Linked DNA regions of Homo sapiens: region 2 is linked to region 1. A link is an interaction called in ENCODE POLR2A ChIA-PET data of the cell type or tissue named here. Cell type or tissue: CD4-positive, alpha-beta T cell. All regions are shown on one strand.

Region 1 (2,500 bases):
CTGTGCACGTCTTCCTGAGCCCCTAGAGGTGGGGAGGCACCAACAGGGTGTTTTGGTATCTGTCTGTACAAACAACCAGGCCAGGCGTCTGGTAAAGTTGGCCTGAGGTAAAGTAGAAAAGTGAGGAAGTGGGCTTCGTAGGAAATCATTGGGGCTGGTGGCTGCTTGGGTGATCTCAAGCACTTTGTGAGCCTGGGAAAACGGGCTATGATGTTAAGTGTGTGGGGAGTGCAAACAGTGGCTTCGGATCAGGCCTAAGGCAGAGAAAGGGGTTGGATGGAGTCTGTGTTCCTGGCACCAAACTTAGAATTGGCTGGATATTTGAGAGGCCAGGTTTGCCAGTGCTGGAATGCAGCTTACAGGTTGGTTAACACCTCACAGGTTCCTCAAGGGTAAGAAACCAGAATGACAAGCCATTATTAGAGTTCAGATTTTTGAATCCTGGGCTCCATTTGTTAAGAGCTTGAGACCATGTTATGAGGCACTGGACAAGTTTAGTAACTTCCGTGCCTTAGTTATCCCCCATGGAATGGGGATAATAATACCTATCTCACGGGGTTGTTCTGGGGATGAAATAAGATAATATAAAGTGCTTAGCATAATGCCTGGGTTATGGTGAGAGATTTATGTGAATGCTGTGGCTGGGAACTAGTCTCATATTCTCAAGTTTTTCTGCAAGTTTTGATGGCGTCCCATTTCTCTCTTCCTGGCTCTTTTGGTCTTCAGGCAGCAGTCCAAATTCCCTCATTCCTCCCTTCTAGCCCTCTCCCAGGATCCAGGCCCTAGACTGGGCCACTTGCTCTGTCCCAGTTTGATTTTTTCATCCTAGGCCCCTTCTCCTCCCTGTCCGCGCCCCTCTCCCTTTCCCCCCGCCCGCTGTCATAATAAGAGATTCAGGCTCTGAAGGGGCTTCTGGAAGGTAGCAAAGGTGCGTCGTGTTCTCTCCCAGAGACAGGACCTCCAACTTCTCCGCCCTGGGTCTTTGGTACCAGGCCAGCAGATGTGTACAGTTTGGGAGAGAGGAAAAGCCAGAGCTGCAGGAACAAGCTGAGGAGCGGGCAGATGGGAGTCCTGAAAAGAGAGCCAGGCGTGGTGGGGGGAGGTGTGGGGAGGGGGCCCCCTTCCTACTAATCCTCTCTCCAGGAATCCCTGGCTTTGGGACAGGACGGCTGTCGTTTTGTTGGGGGAGGCGCCCAGGCTGGGTGCATGTCCTGGGCCACCAGCCAAGAGAACATGATGTTCCCAAGTGCGCTGGCCGCCGCCCTCTCGGGCTGGCCGCCTCCCAAACCGCTGCCTCTCCAGTCTCTCCAGCCTCCCTGCCCCACATTCCGAGGCAGCTTCGCCCCGCCCCCTTCTTCCGCTTTGACGTCACTGCTGTCTCCCGCCCCCTCGCCTCCATTGACGGCAGCAGGGCCTGGTTACTGTGGGGACGGTGAAGCAGGACAACAAGAGTCTTGGGAGCAAGCGGGGGCTGCTGGAGGGCTGGAGCCTTTTGTCTATGCAAAAGACAGGGAGATGGAGGCGGGAGATCAAGGACTGCCTGGGTTAGGGGAGATCACACCTAAATCCCTGAAGGGGGAGAAAAACCATGTTTCCAGGGAAGAGGTATCTGCAAACGAGATAAGGCCAAAGCCACAGTATGAGTTGGGGTGGAGAGGATCATTTTCAGGGAGAGGAGACTGAGAATCCAAGCTCCTGAATCTTTTTTTTTTTTTTTAATAGAGACGGGGTTTCTCCATGTTGGTCAGGCTGGTCTCGAACTCGCTACCTCAGGTGATCCGCCTGCCTGGGCCTCCCAAAGTGCTGGGATTACAGGCCACCGCGCCCGGCCTCCAGGCTCCTGAATCTTTTGTTTTCCTGTTTCGATTTTTCTGGGTTAATTTATAACACGATCTTGTCTCAGCTTTTCCACAGAGCCCTCCCCTTCACCCTTCCCTCATTGTTCAGGAAAGCTTAGGCCACGTGACAGTGAGGGGAGTGCCCCCACAATGATTATGTCAGCAGCTGCTTGGAGGCCTGTTCATCTACTACCCACGTTTCCAGGGAGCCCTGCGAGGAACTACTCATCACGGTCCTGGATGGAGGGGGCTGTGTAACTGCAGCTCTCCTGAGCCCAGACTAACATTTTATTGCCTGCAAATCGTGCCCCTGTTCTCTTTCTAGGACTACTCATCTCTTTTAGAGAATCAGAATTCCCAGCCCCCTTTCTCCTGTTGACACTCTTTTCCCACCTCCCCAACCTATCCTTGTTTAAAAAAAAAAAAATCATGTTTATCGATCACTTGCCATGTGTCAGGTCCTGTCCTGGGCTCTGGAGACTACAGTGAATGAGACAGATGACGTTCCGTCTGGGCCCCTGGAGTTTGGCTTTCTCTTTTCCAAGCAGTGGAAATATGAAGCCCTTGCCACCCCACATTTCTCTGTCTAGGGCCCCAGCTGGCCTCTTCTCTGGGCCATCCCCTTGGTCCCTCTGTAGTCCTGGCTTCCTGGCCCCCACTTT
Region 2 (2,500 bases), 89 kb before region 1:
GTAGTATTCCATGGTGTATATGTACCACATTTTCTTTATCCAGTCTACTGTTGATGTGCATTTAGGTTGATTCCATGGAAGACTGGCTTTTCTAGCTCTTTTCGAGCTCCTTAAGATTAGAAGAATGTGAAAGGCCAGGCGTGGTGGCTCACGTGTGTAATCCTGGCACTTTGGGAGGCTGAGGCGGGCGGATCACTTGAGTTCAGGAGTTCGAAACTAGCTTGGCCAACATGGTGAAACTTCGTCTCTACTAAAAATATAAAAAATTAGCTGGGTGTGGTGGTGGATGCCTGTAATCCCAGCTACTTGGGAGGCTGAGACAGGAGAATCACTTGAACCCGGAAGGCGGAGGTTGCGGTGAGCCGAGATTGCGCCATTGCACTCCAGCCTGGGCGACAAAGCAAGACTCCGTCTCCAAAAAAAAAAAAAGAGGAATGTGAAAGATTGACCAGGATGTTAATATATGAGCATTGGAGGACCAGGGAAGGAGCTGTAATGGCTTAGAAGTAGCATTAAGGGAGAAGGATAAAGGGCCTACTGCCAAGTGTGTTAAAGCTGCCTAGCACTGGGAGTAGGCCAAACTGGTCCTTTTCCCTAAAGTTATCTACATATCATGGCAAGTGTGTGTCCAGAATCTGTGTCAGGTATACAAAGATAGTCCATATCCTCCTCAGGAAGCCCACACCTTAGCTGAAAAGACAACAGGAAACAAATCAAGTGAGGTTGTATCTTGCATATATTTAGTTTGTGGGAAATGCATACCTTTGAATAAAAAAAGGAGATGATTAAAAATTATACTCTGCCTATGTCCTTTTTATGTACTGTCCACTATTAGGCACTTATACATAGTATGGCACTATGTCTTACTCATTTTTGGTTTTGGTTTTTTTGAGACAGTGTCTCACTCTGTCACCCAGGCCAGAGTGCAGTGGCGCCATCTGGGTTCACTGAAGTTTCAACCGCCCCAGGCTCAGGTGATCCTCCCATCTCAGCCTCCCGAGTAGCTGGAAGCACAGGCATGTGCCACCACGCCTGGCTTTTTGTATTTTTGTAGAGACATGATTTCGCCATGTTGTCCAGGCTGTACTTGAACTCCTGGACTCAAGCAATCCACCCTCTTTGGCCTCCCAAAGTGCTGGGATTACAAGCGTGAGCCACTGCACCCAGCCTGTCCTGTTCTTTATGAACGGTTTAAAGGATTGTTCAACAATGTTTTTGTCCATTCTTGGTCTTCAACGTACTGACTTTAGAACCAGATTCCATGTAAGATGGCATGAGTACAAGTTTGTTAGAGAAAGGGGCAAGACCAAAGCTGGATGGCCAGCTGTCTACGGTATGGCTGGACTAAGACTTTTAAGGTTTCTTCAAGTTCTAAATTCCTTTACTTTTGATCTTCATTTCATGTGCCCTCTGGATATTCTTTTCTTTTTTTTTTTTTTGAGACGGAGTTTCCCTCTTGTTGCCCAGGCTGGAGTGCAATGGCTCGATCTTGGCTCACCACAACCTCCGCCTCCTGGGTTCAAGCAATTCTCCTGCCTCAGCCTCCCAAGTAGCTGGAATTATAGGTGTGCACCACCACCCCCAGCTAATTTTGTGTTTTTAGTAGAGACAGGGTTTCACCATGTTGGTCAGGCTGGTCTCGAACTCCCAACCTCAAGTGATCCGCCTGCCTCAGCCTCCCAAAGTGTTGGGATTACAGGCGTGAGCCACCGCACCCGGCCCGGATATTTTTTTCTAGTCCTTTATTCTTCCCAAGTTTCCTTGGTGGGCCGGATAGTCAAGATGTTTTAACTAAATTCACTTTCCTCAGGAACAAGCCTGGCTTGAGGATGCTCAGGTCTTCATCCAAAAGACCCTGTGTCCAGCTGTCAAGGAGCCTAATGTCCAGTTGACTCCATTGGTAATTGATTGTGTGAAGACTGTCTGGTTGTCCCAGGGAAGGAACCAAGGTTCTACACTGCCCCTCAGCTATAGGTAAGGAGAGGTGGCGGTTGCGGGGGCTGGGCAGGGGCAGGTATTGAATTCAGGATTGAAAAGTAAGGTTCTATAATTAGAAAAAGGGCAAGTGAGAGAGTGAGCGGAGGACAAGGTAGTCTAAACATACCCCTTCTGCAGAGCTTTTCTAACACTATCAAGCTTTCCTTTTCCTAAAGTTCTCCTGAATTGGCTTAAGATTAAAGAAAAAGAGAGGAAGAGGGGAAGAGAGAAAGAAAATTTGGAAAAAGAACTCTCGAAGTGGGGAAAGAGGCTGGTGTTATCTTTATTTTGTGTATTGGGAAACAAAGATACAGAGAACTGTTTGACATTACCAAGTGCAGATCATTGTGTTTAAGATGTGAGTTTTAGGGCTTCCGAGAGTGTGTTTATATATATATGTGTATATATATATATATATATATATATATTTTTTTTTTTTTTTTTTTTTCTCTCTACACTATCATTTCCAAAAGTGTTCTAGGCAACGTTAGTAAAGCACAAGAAAAGGGGTTCATAGCTAAGT

What was found. Peaks named below come from ENCODE experiments on the same cell type or tissue, not always from the same donor. Only the 100,000 strongest peaks of a DNase experiment are listed, where the experiment ranks them.
Region 2: POLR2A ChIA-PET joins it to region 1 with 5 read pairs; 23 of 35 experiments call an interaction of 5 or more read pairs at or near these places.

Annotation. Positions count from the first base shown.
Region 1 is chr17:8,153,203-8,155,702 of GRCh38, reverse strand. No RefSeq gene overlaps it. Among named protein-coding and RNA genes, the nearest start is that of PER1, 2.0 kb to the right of the region's middle. RefSeq lists enhancers at 1,255-1,394, 646-1,426. In CD4-positive, alpha-beta T cell, no CTCF peak of the experiment used is centred here; DNase peaks (open chromatin) are centred at 22, 1,352 and 2,012; H3K4me3 peaks cover 1,757 bases; H3K27ac peaks cover 2,500 bases.
Region 2 is chr17:8,242,459-8,244,958 of GRCh38, reverse strand. CTC1 (CST telomere replication complex component 1) reads left to right here. Exons shown (of 23, transcript NM_025099.6): 2 at 1,811-1,974. Among named protein-coding and RNA genes, the nearest start is that of CTC1, 4.3 kb to the left of the region's middle. In CD4-positive, alpha-beta T cell, a CTCF peak has its summit at 1,030; a DNase peak (open chromatin) is centred at 948; H3K27ac peaks cover 380 bases.